2 separate regions of the Homo sapiens genome follow, and region 1 is linked to region 2. A link is a loop called in an ENCODE intact Hi-C map of the cell type or tissue named here. Cell type or tissue: heart right ventricle. All regions are shown on one strand. Each heading gives the region's core, and the rest is flanking DNA. Links, peaks and the distances in the headings are about the cores only.

Region 1 (5,376 bases), core at 297-5,296, 46 kb after region 2:
AGACAGGATGACTAGTCCTTTTTCTTCTTACTTTCCAGAAGGGATGAACATATGAAAGATCTTAGAGGGTGGATAAACCTATTAGATGGAAAACATCTTTTTTAAATTATCAGACAGAGCCAAGCTATGAGGAGAGGACTTCAGGGGTGTCCTGAAGTGAGAAAGTCCATCTGAAACTGAAGACAGCCAGGAGCATAGATGAAGAAGAATGACAAAAGTCAGACATGTCCTTTCTGTAGGAAATCCAGGTACTTGGATACACATGAACATATACGCTGCATGTCATGTATGTATATGGAATAACAACGTTTGCATTGTCTGATGGTTTCCAACAAGTATTTTCATAACATTGCCTCATTTGGTCTTCATACAGACAATGGGAGCTGGGTCTCACACTTTTCCCCAAGGTTCAGGAGGTGAAGTGCCTTCTTCACCATCTCTCCGTAAATGGTGATGCTGTAAATGAAATTCACGTATTCTGTTTCCTTACCTGGTGCACTAAGCCCTATATTAGTCTAAACCTGGCTGACCATCAGTATCACCTGGCTGCTTCTTTAAAATGCTTGGGCTCCACACCAGTTCTAGAAATTCTGATTCAGGATGTCTAGGACAGGGCCTGGGTATTTGCATTTCTGGAAGCACCCCAAGTGAAACTGAAGACTATTTAGGTTTTTAGAATTTGGCCCTTGCAGGGGTTGGTGCATTGATACAGTGGACTCTTAAAAGATGGGCAGCTGGGTATGGTGGCTCACACCTGTAATTTCAGCATTTTGGGAGGCCAAGGTGGGAGGATAGCTTGAGCCCAGCAGTTCAAGACCAGCCACGGCAACATAAGGAGACCTCGTCTCTACAGAAAATTAAAAAAAAAAAAAAATTAGCCAGGGTGGCACACAGCTGTGGCCCAGCTACCCAGGAGGCTGAGGTGGGAGGATCGCTTGAGCCTGGGAGATCGAGGTTGCAGTAAGCAGAGACTGTGCCACTGCACTCCAGCCTGGGTGACAGAGCAAGACTCTGTTTCCAAAAAAAAAAGGCAAAAGTAGCAAATCTCTAGTGGTGGAATTTCAGGCTTTGAGGCAGACAAATGGATGCAGGATATATTTTGGGGAAGGGAGACATCTTGTTATGATGTGTGGTAGCTGTGTATTTGCCACATGGCTCTCCACCACAGAACTTCCCACATGAATATTACCTGCTTGGTGTATACTATACACATATAATGTCAACAAAACTCTCAGAATGAAGAGCAAACACATCTAATAAACATGTGGATTTTTAGAGCATGCAAGCTTTTTTAGGGAAAAAAATATGGAAGCATTTTCAGTGTCAAGTCTCACCACGAGGCAGGCTCTTCAAGCTGGAAGAAAGGCATCCGGAAATACGAGTTTGTCATGGAAACGCTGATGGGGCTTCAGCTGAGTGATGCTCACAGGTGCAACCCAGAATGGCACAGCCTCTTGTGGCTTATTTACATCCCAGCCTGCTGAACGAGCTCACTTTTCTTGTTGCCTGGCCCTGGGGGCTTCTTACCAGGAAGAACTGTGGCTGTGGCTGTGTTTCTTGGTGGAGATTTTCAGCAGGAAATTACAGGGGGTCTTAGGATCAGTTTCACATCTGGGAGAAAGGCTCCTGGAGAGAGTGGAGAGATGAATGAAGTAAAGAAGGAAGAAAAGGAGGGAAGGAAGGAAAACATACTGATTCTAAGTGCCAGGACCTACCCAAGGAGAACACAGGCATCATCTTCATGTCTTCATCACCATCGGCTGTAACCCAGTGAGGTACCTAAGGTTATCCCTGTGTTACAGAGAAGGAAACAGGCTGGCGGCACCCAGAGGGGAGCTGACAACCACATCCTTGGGTAGACTAGATGGCCAGCGGTGCAAGGATTGGGAAGCTTCCCCTGAAACCACCACTTTGGCTGACACCAAAAACCCTAGAGCAGGGAACAAAGGCCTTCTCTTGACAAGCAGGGAGAAACCTAGAGAGGCCATTCCTCCTGGGAGAGCTGCATGCTGACTCCCCTGGGTCCTGTCAGGGTGGATGACTGACCACGACCCTGTGCTGCGGGCAGGCTATGGTCCAGGAGGGACACTGGGTCCTTGAAGATACAGGTTCTCTGTTCTTCCCAGCTGGGCTCCAGGAGTCACATCAGGAGCCAGAGAAGGGCATCAGTTGCTTTATGGAGCCAATAGGTGGGGCCTAAGAGGCTGGGGGAGGGAGTTGGGAATAGGAAAAGGTTGTCTGCCTGCGGGACGTTTCCATTTGGCAGAGAAAGTGTGGTCCCTTAGGGGCTCTCAATCCAATCCGACAGGAGAGACAAGAGCTCTGCACACATGGAGTCCAAGAAAGATGGAGGAAAGAAGACACAGGCCAGAGATTCTAGGAGCTCACAGACTGGACAGGGAAAGACCTGTTTTTCCCGATCCTGGCCACAGACCCAGAGGTCCCAACCATCTTGGGAACTGCCCTGGACTCTGGCAAGAGTTAGGGTGAGACCCAGACCCCCCAAGTTCTCTCCTACACATCTACAAGGCCCCCAGAGTGTTCTTCTACAATGCTTTCTATCAGAGCCACCTGCTCCTGGGGGCTTGCAGCTTTGGCCAGGACCAGTGAGTGGCTCTGCTGGGAGGCTGCTCTAATTAGGCCCAGGGTCACTCCCCAGCCCCATCTGTCCTCAGCAACATGAGTCCCACCTTTTCCTCCTCACCAGGAGCCTTGGGAGCTTGGGAGACATTCCAAGGCTGGCTCTGACATGAATTTGCTGCACAGTGCGCCAGGCGATCAGAGCTGACTCCTCTCCCTTTTCCCTTGGAGGTGTTGATAGTAACAGCAGCGATGAGCTGCCAAGTTGGCAGGAGAACAGAGCGACTGTGCACTGCGGATGGAGGGGGGCGGGAAGCAGCAAGCCGGCAGAGGGCTGGGCCAGAACGACAGTTTGTTTATCCTGAAATTGAAAGGGTCCCTCCAGTCTCAGCCACCAGCATCTTGCAGGAGGGAGGGTGACTTCCTAGAAGGTGGAGGCTCTGGTGGGAGGCCCAGGGTTGGTGATGTGGGTGTTGCTAGAGTCGGGTGGGTGGAAGGGATCTTTTGGTTGGGCCTGAAGCCATCAGCCAGCCTGGCCCCAGAGGCAGGACAGAGACCCACCTTTGTTCCTGCTGTTGAGGTGGCTGTGGAGTTTCTAAACTGGAATGGACCTGGGGTGGGGAGCTAGAGTTCTGAAGCTGCTTCCTCCTAAATATAGAGACCTCAAGGGGCATTTAGGAGGGTACTCATGCTCTGTCAATCAAACGAACCTGGGACCTTGGGCAAGTATTTGAATCCTTTGAGCCTCGGAGATTAAGAACATTTACTTTAAAGCTTTGTGTGAGGATTCAATAAAGTAGTGACGGCAAAAATTTGTTTCCTGTTTACTCCAGGGCAGACATGGTGCTAAAAGCTTTCTGTTTGTGAAGCATTTAATCCTCAAACTTTATCAGGTGGGTACTATTTGTATTCCTATTTTATGAATGAAGTAACTGAGGCACAGAGGGGGTAAGCAGCTTACTCAGTGTCACAGAGCTAATGAGTAGCCACAATGGGGATTTGAACCTAGTGGTGTGTTGCTTAGGCCTATGTTCTCAGCCCCTGTAGAAACTGTCTTCACAGTGCAACTGAGTTCTGAGCAGGGTGCCTGGCACAGAGCAAACATTTAATGAATGTTAGCTACTATCATGACTCCCCTAGAGCAGTTCCAGACAGGGGACCTAGGCTCCTGATATCTATACCAGGGACTCCCTGGGGTCCTAGGTTGTCCTCTTTCCATCTTTTGTCTATACTATCTTGCTCATCCTAGGAGCTGGAGGAACTTCTCTTTTGGAGAGATTGCTGCTGGTCTTCCCTGCTTCTCTCATCCCCTCCTCCCGAAGGCAGAGCAGAGGAATTCTCGGCTTCTTCCAGTTACCCTCAGCCTGCAAAGAAAACATAGTCTGCTGCGTCTGCTGCCAGTTCCTCTCTGGCGACAGCCACAACCCATTTGCTCAGCATCAGCCCCAGCCTGTGCTGTGGGTAGAGCCCGGAGCCTGGGGCAGGACCCCAGTGCCCTGTGTGAGAGCCTGGGTCAGTTACTGTAAGGCTGGGCCTTGGGGGCCACTCAGAGGGAGAGGCATGGCCCACATAATTTCTTGAAGACTCTGGCTGTAAGAGTGGTGACTGAAGGCTGGTGTGCTGTATGCATAGACTCTTTCTTTTTTTTTTTTTTTTAGGCGGAGTCCCTCTCTCTGTCACCAGGCTGGAGTGCAGTGGCACGATCTTGACTCACTCCAACCTCCACCTCCCAGGTTCACGCCATTCTCCTGCCTCAGCCTCCCAAGTAGCTGGGACTATAGGCGTCCGCCACCGCACCCAGCTAATTTTTGTATTTTTAGTAGAGATGGGGTTTTACCACGTTGGCCAGGAAGGTCTTGATCTCCTAATCTCGTGATCTGCCCGCCTCAGCCTCCCAAAGTGCTGGGATTACAGGCGTGAGCCACTGTGCCCGGCCGCATAGACTCTTTTTAGGGTAGGAAATCCATTGTATAAACATGTTCTCAGTTTTGGAAGGTTCATTAATACAGCCATGCAAATTGGTAACCAGCTTTACAAGCTCACTAAACTGTGCTACTGGCCACCCTAAGGTGCCAGACAAAGAATCCTGTGCCACTTTCTGCGTGGCCAGAGCTACCTCCTGTCAGCTGCGAGATAGCCAAACCACAGCCAGGAGCCCAGATTACTGACTGCTCCCTAGGCCCGAATTCTTCCCTGGGACGATGAAACATCAGGCATTTGTGTGGGGGAAAGGAACTGCAGTGTGGACATCTCAGAACAACACTGTTTTGTTTATGTAAGCTGTGAGGCATTGTGGGTGTGCTGGCTACAGAGTCACCCCCCTGTTTCCATCACATACGAGAACTGATGACAGGAGATCAGGTAGCGTTGGGAAGCTGGGGCTAAAACTCTGCTATGGACTCAGAAGAAAATGGAATATTCTAAATATTATAGAATAGACACAGCAAGGATACAGTATCTTCTAGTTAGAAACTTTTAATTAAAAGAATGTTCACTCCATAGGGATCAGCTAGAACATGATGGTCAATAATTATAAACAGCTGAGCATGGTGGTGTGCACCTGTAATCTCAACTACTAGGGAGGCTGAGGCAGGAGGATCACATGAGGCCAGGAGGTCAAAGCTGCAGTATGCCACGATTGTGCCTGTGAATAGCCACTGTATGCCGGCCTGGGCAACATAACAAGACCCCATCTCTAAATTTTTTTTTTAATTATGAACAAAAAGGACAGTCACAACCCAACAATTCCTTTACGATGCTCACTACACAAGCAGCACTTAAGACTCCTTAGGCATG
Region 2 (5,376 bases), core at 279-5,278:
GTTGATTCCTTTTGTGCTGAGCAAATTACAACCACTTCCAGTTTTGCCTCCTAAGATTACATTCTCATCTTAATTGGAGTTTGAGGGTTTTCTAAACTCCTTAGTTATACATTCACTGGCATTTTTATTAATTGCTGCCACAACCAGCTGATTTAGTAAGCATGGACTTTACCAACTTCATTGTCGGAAGCAACCTAATTTTTAACACTATTACTGTTTATTAAAAGTTCCTTCCTCCAAGAGAAACTTTTTAAATACTTTTGATTCAATCCAATAATCTCAGGAGGAGACTTTTAAAAGTTCATGGAAAATGTGTATTATGAACAAATCATGCATGGATTTCAAAATTTTTTTACACCAAAATAAACTCATACTAACTTGTTATAACATGTATGAACAGGATCTAGTTTGAGGTACTAAAAAGAATAAGACATATGTTTGAAAAGAGCCCCTATCAGAGCAACATGTATTCTGTTAAAATTGAAGCAAGGACAAACATCAAATTTATGATGAACCTTGGGTGAAAAAATGGTGAAATCATTAATTCTTTACCAAAAGTTTATGGGCACAATGCCTCAAAGAAATCAGTATTTTATAATTGGAGAGTTCACTTTAAGAAGGGATGCTGGGCGCGGTGGCTCACGCCTGTAATCCCAGCACTTTGGGAGGCCGAGGCAGGCGGATCACCTGAGGTCGGGAGTTCAAGACCAGCCTGACCAACATGGAGAAACCCCGTCTCTACTAAAAATACAAAATTAGCCAGGCGTGGTGGCACATGCCTGTAATCCCAGCTACTAGGGAGGGTGAGGCAGGAGAATCACTTGAACCTGGGAGGTGGAGGTTGCGGTGAGCTGAGACCGCGCCATTGCACTCCAGCCTGGGCAACAAGAGCAAAACTCCGTCTCAAAAAAAAAAAAAAAAGGGATGAGACACTGTTGAAGAGGAAGCCTGCAGTGGCAGACTACCCACATCAATTTGCAAGGAAAAAATTAATCTTGTCATGCTTGAAGGCAATAATAAATACAGTGGTCCGTTTTCAAGACAAAATGCCTTACATGGGCTTAGGTCAGCAAACTACAGAAGAAACAGAACATACTAGACCCCTACTTGGACAGCTGATGCCTGCTTGTCAGCCTCCCTCTTCCCCCGCACTTCTCTTTCCCCCCTTAGTTGCCTTCACCCAAACCAAAAAAGTTTAGTATAAGATGAAAGTTTACTAGTCTGCAAAATAGCTCATTTTGTCTTCTCTTATCAGCCTGCCCAGCTACTTAGGTCATAAGTTAAATACTTGAATTGCCCCTGACCTAACTAGGATTGCAATGCATTGTGGGCTGCAATAAAATGCAGCAAGACAACCCTAAGAAAACCCTAAAGCCCCTACCCGACAATTAATAGTCAATGTCTGGGAAGATTGTGACCCCATAGTACGCAGCCTGTGAGAAACCAGGGGAGGGACCTGCACACTAGGGGATAAATTGCTTGTTAAAAAACTGTGCTGGGGGCCAGGTGTGGTGGCTCACGCCTGTAATCCCAGCACTTTGGGAGGCTGAGGCAGGCAGATCATGAGGTCAAGAGACCATCCTGGCCAACGTGGTGAAACCCCGTCTCTACTAAAAATACAAAAATTAGCTGGGCATGGTGGCATGCACCTGTAGTCCCAGCTGCTCGGGAGGCTGAGGCAGGAGAATCACTTGAACCTGGGAGGTGGAGGTTGCAGTGAGCTGAGATTGCGCCACTGCACTCCAGCCTGGTTGACAGAACAAGACTCCGTCTCAAAAAAAACAACTATGCTGGGGCCTGGTGTGGTGGCTCACACCTGTAATCCCAGCACCTTGGAAGGCTGAGGCGGGTGGATCACCATATGTCAGGAGTTTGAGACCAGCCTAGCCAACATGGCAAAACTCCATCTCTACTAAAAATACAAAAATTATCTGGGCATGGTGGCAGGTGCCTATAATCCCAGCTACTTGGGAGGCTGAGGCAGGAAAATCACTTGAACCTGGGAGACGGAGGTTGCAGTCAGCCAAGATCGTGCCACTGCACCCCAGCCTGGGTGACAAGAGCAAAACTCCATCTCAAAAAAATAAAATTTAATTTAAAAAAAACTGTGCTGGGTGTGCCTGTCTATCAGACACCCAATCTTGCAAGACTGTCATTAAAAGTCTCACTTTTGCTGTTCTCTGGGTCTCTGAGACAATTCTTTGGGTTTGGATGGGTAAGTTTGTTTCTCACATGCTCTCATAAAAGACGACCAACAATTAATAGCAGAAACCAAAGCCAATACCATAGACATCTCAATTGGTTTGGCTCACACAATTCTAACTGAAAAATTTAAGCTGAGCAAATTTTCCACTCAAAGGTTACTAAAACTGCACACCCAGATCAGCTGCACACAAGAGCAGAGCTTTCCATGGAGATTTTAAACAAGTGCGATCAAGATCCTGAAGCATTTTTTTGAAGAATTGTAACAGGACATGAAACATGGTTTTACCAGTACAATCCTGAAGGCAAAGTATAATCAAAACAATGGATACTAGGAGGTGGAAGTGGTCCAGTCAAAGCAAAAATGGATCAGTCCCAGAGCAAAGATCATGGCACCAGTTTTTTTTGGCTGCTCAAGGCATTTTGCTTGTTGACTTTCTGGAGGGCCAAAGAATGATAATTTGTGCTTATTATGAGAATAAGCAGATATGCTTATTATGAGAAAGCCAAAACTTTAGCAAAAAAAAAAAAAAAAAAAAACTGCCCAGGAAAGCTTCACTGGAGAGTTCCCCACCATGACAATGCTCCTGCTCATTCCTCTCAAGCAAGGGCAATTTTGCAAGAGGTTTAATGGGAAATCATTAGGCATCCACCTGGCAGTCTTTATTTGACTCCTTCTGACATCTTTTTGTTTCTTAATCTTTAAAAATGTTTAAATGGCACCCCTTTTTTTTTTTAATAATAATGTGAAAAAGGGCTGGGCACGGTGGCTCATGCCTGGAATCCCAGCACTTTGGGAGGCCAAGGTGGGCAGATCACCTGAGGTCAGGAGTTCAAGACCAGCCTGGCCAACATGGTGAAACCCCGTCTCTACTAAAAATACGAAAAATTAGCCAGGTATGGTGGCGTGCGCCTGGAATCAGCTACTCGTGGGGGCTGAGACAGGAGAATCACTTGAATCCGGGAGGCAGAGGTTGCAGTGAGCTGAGATTGCACCACTACACTCCAACCTGGGCGACAGAGTGAGACTCCATCTAAAAAAAATAAACAAAATAAATTTTAAAAAATTTAAAAAGTGAAAAAGAGTACATTGACATGGTTAAATTCCCAGGACCTGAAGTTCTTTAGGGATGGACTAAATGGCTGGTATCATTACTTATGAAAGTGTCTTGAGCTTGATGGAGCTTATATGGAGAAATAAAGTTTTTATTTTTATTTTTTAATTCCATTTTTTCCATAAACTTCCTGAAGTTCCCTCATATTAGTGTCAGCACCATACTTTACCCTGGAAATGATTACTTGGGGGGTAGGAGAAGAAAGAAATTCAAAGAGTTAACTGCTGTAAGAGCTGAAATCACGAGACACTTTTTTTTTTTTTTTTGAGACGGAGTCTCGCTCTGTCGCCCAGGCTGGAGTGCAGTGGCGTGATCTTGGCTCACCGCAAGCTCCGCCTCCCGGGTTCACGCCATTCTCCTGCCTCAACCTCCCGAGTAGCTGGGACTACAGGCGCCTGCCACCACGCCCGGCTAATTTTTTGTATTTTTAGTAGAGACGGGGTTTCACTGTGTTAGCCAGGATGGTCTCAATCTCCTGACCTCGTGATCCACCCCCCTCGGCCTCCCAAAGTGCTGGGATTACAGGCATGAGCCACCGCGCCCGGCCACGAGACACAATTTTTCAGTGATTTGCTTACTACTCAAAACTCCACCTGTGGTGATAGTTACATAACTGTGCACATATTTAAAATCATGGCATTGTCTACTTAGAGCAGATGAATTGTATGGTATGTAAATTATAACTCAGTAACTTTTTTTTTCCAAATGACTGGGGGAAGAAATACCTCTGTATCTCCACAGTTAGAAAAATCTCTCTCCAGTACCAATCCTCCAAAGGTATTATTGGGAGTGGGGGAAGTCCAAGAGTAATTTGCACTGAAATACGGCTTTCCTAATCTGGAAACTCTGTTTCCAACATTTTTTGTGCCAACCCTACTGTCTTTTGAGCGCATAATTCTTATTTTTACTACTAGGTAAAGAGACACTTAGAAAGGTTGGGATTACCACTCGATTCCACTGTGTACAGGAGTTTACTTCCAGAAACAATTCACTTGCAAGATTCTCTGTTCCCTTGCTCCACTTGATTCAGGGATAAATATTCTCTGAAAAGGAAAGAAACCGTGTATTTTAAATTTTCATTTATATTCGTCTCATCTTCCTTAGTAAGTTATATTGAGGACAGATTTCTGCTGTAACTCCCTTTATTACCAGTATATTATCTGTTAAAATGAATATTATTGACTATTTACTGACTGCTCTTTGAAAAAGTTGGGAAGTTAGGTGAGCAGAATGCTGTTTATATGGAAACTTCATCATGTTGCTGTCAGTGAATAGACACAATGGGTATAAAGATTTTTTTATTTCTTTTCATTTTTTAATTTTTATTATTATTTTTTTAAGACGGAGTCTCTCTCTGTTGCCCAGGCTGGAGTGCAATGGCACAATCTCAGCTCACTGCAACCTCCGCATCCCAGGTTCAAGCAATTCTCCTGCCTCAGCCTCCTGAGTAGCTGAGATTACAGGTGTGTGCCACCTTGTCTGGTTAATTTTTTATTTTTTTAGTAGAGATGGGGTTGGGGGGGGTGGTCTCACCATGTTGGCCAGGCTGGTCTTGAACTCCGGACCTCGTGATCCACCCACCTCAGCCTCCCAAAGTGCTGGGATTACAGGTGTGAGCCACCATGCCCAGCCTGTTTTTTTACTTCACAGTATAATAAAGATGGCCAAGCCAGGCGTGGTGGCTCACGCCTGTAATCCCAGCGCTTTGGGAGGCCAAGGCGAGGCAGATCACAAGGTCAGGAGTTCGAGATCATCCTGGCTGACACAGTGAAACCCTGTCTCTACTAAAATACAAAAAAAACTAGCTGAGCATAGGTGGTGCATGCCTGTAGTCCCAGCTACTCGGGAAGCTGAGGCAGGAGAATGGTGTAAAACCTGGGAGGTGGAGCTTGCAGTGAGCCAAGATCGCGCCACTGCACTCCAGCCTGGGAGACAGAGCAAGAATCCGTCTCAAAAAAAAAAAAAAAAAAAAAAAAAAAAAAAAAAAAAGATGGCCACCTTTTAAGCCCAAATAAGTCATCTAATAATATAGTCTTAGTAATTTTATTTTAGGACTTGC

What was found. A loop is a pair of places that touch in the nucleus more often than their neighbours do. Peaks named below come from ENCODE experiments on the same cell type or tissue, not always from the same donor. Only the 100,000 strongest peaks of a DNase experiment are listed, where the experiment ranks them.
Region 1: it touches region 2 in a loop (2.3-fold over the local background); 4 of 110 quality-filtered maps call a loop at or near these places.

What each region holds. Positions count from the first base shown.
Region 1 is chr17:58,057,933-58,063,308 of GRCh38, forward strand. It overlaps LOC105371840 (a long non-coding RNA gene), which reads right to left and starts at 2,012. Exons shown (of 4, transcript XR_001752951.2): 1 at 1,716-2,012; 2 at 1,528-1,626. In heart right ventricle, for the core only: no CTCF peak of the experiment used is centred there; a DNase peak (open chromatin) is centred at 2,874.
Region 2 is chr17:58,011,696-58,017,071 of GRCh38, forward strand. No RefSeq gene overlaps it. Among named protein-coding and RNA genes, the nearest start is that of SRSF1, 7.1 kb to the left of the region's middle. In heart right ventricle, for the core only: no CTCF peak of the experiment used is centred there; no DNase peak of the experiment used is centred there.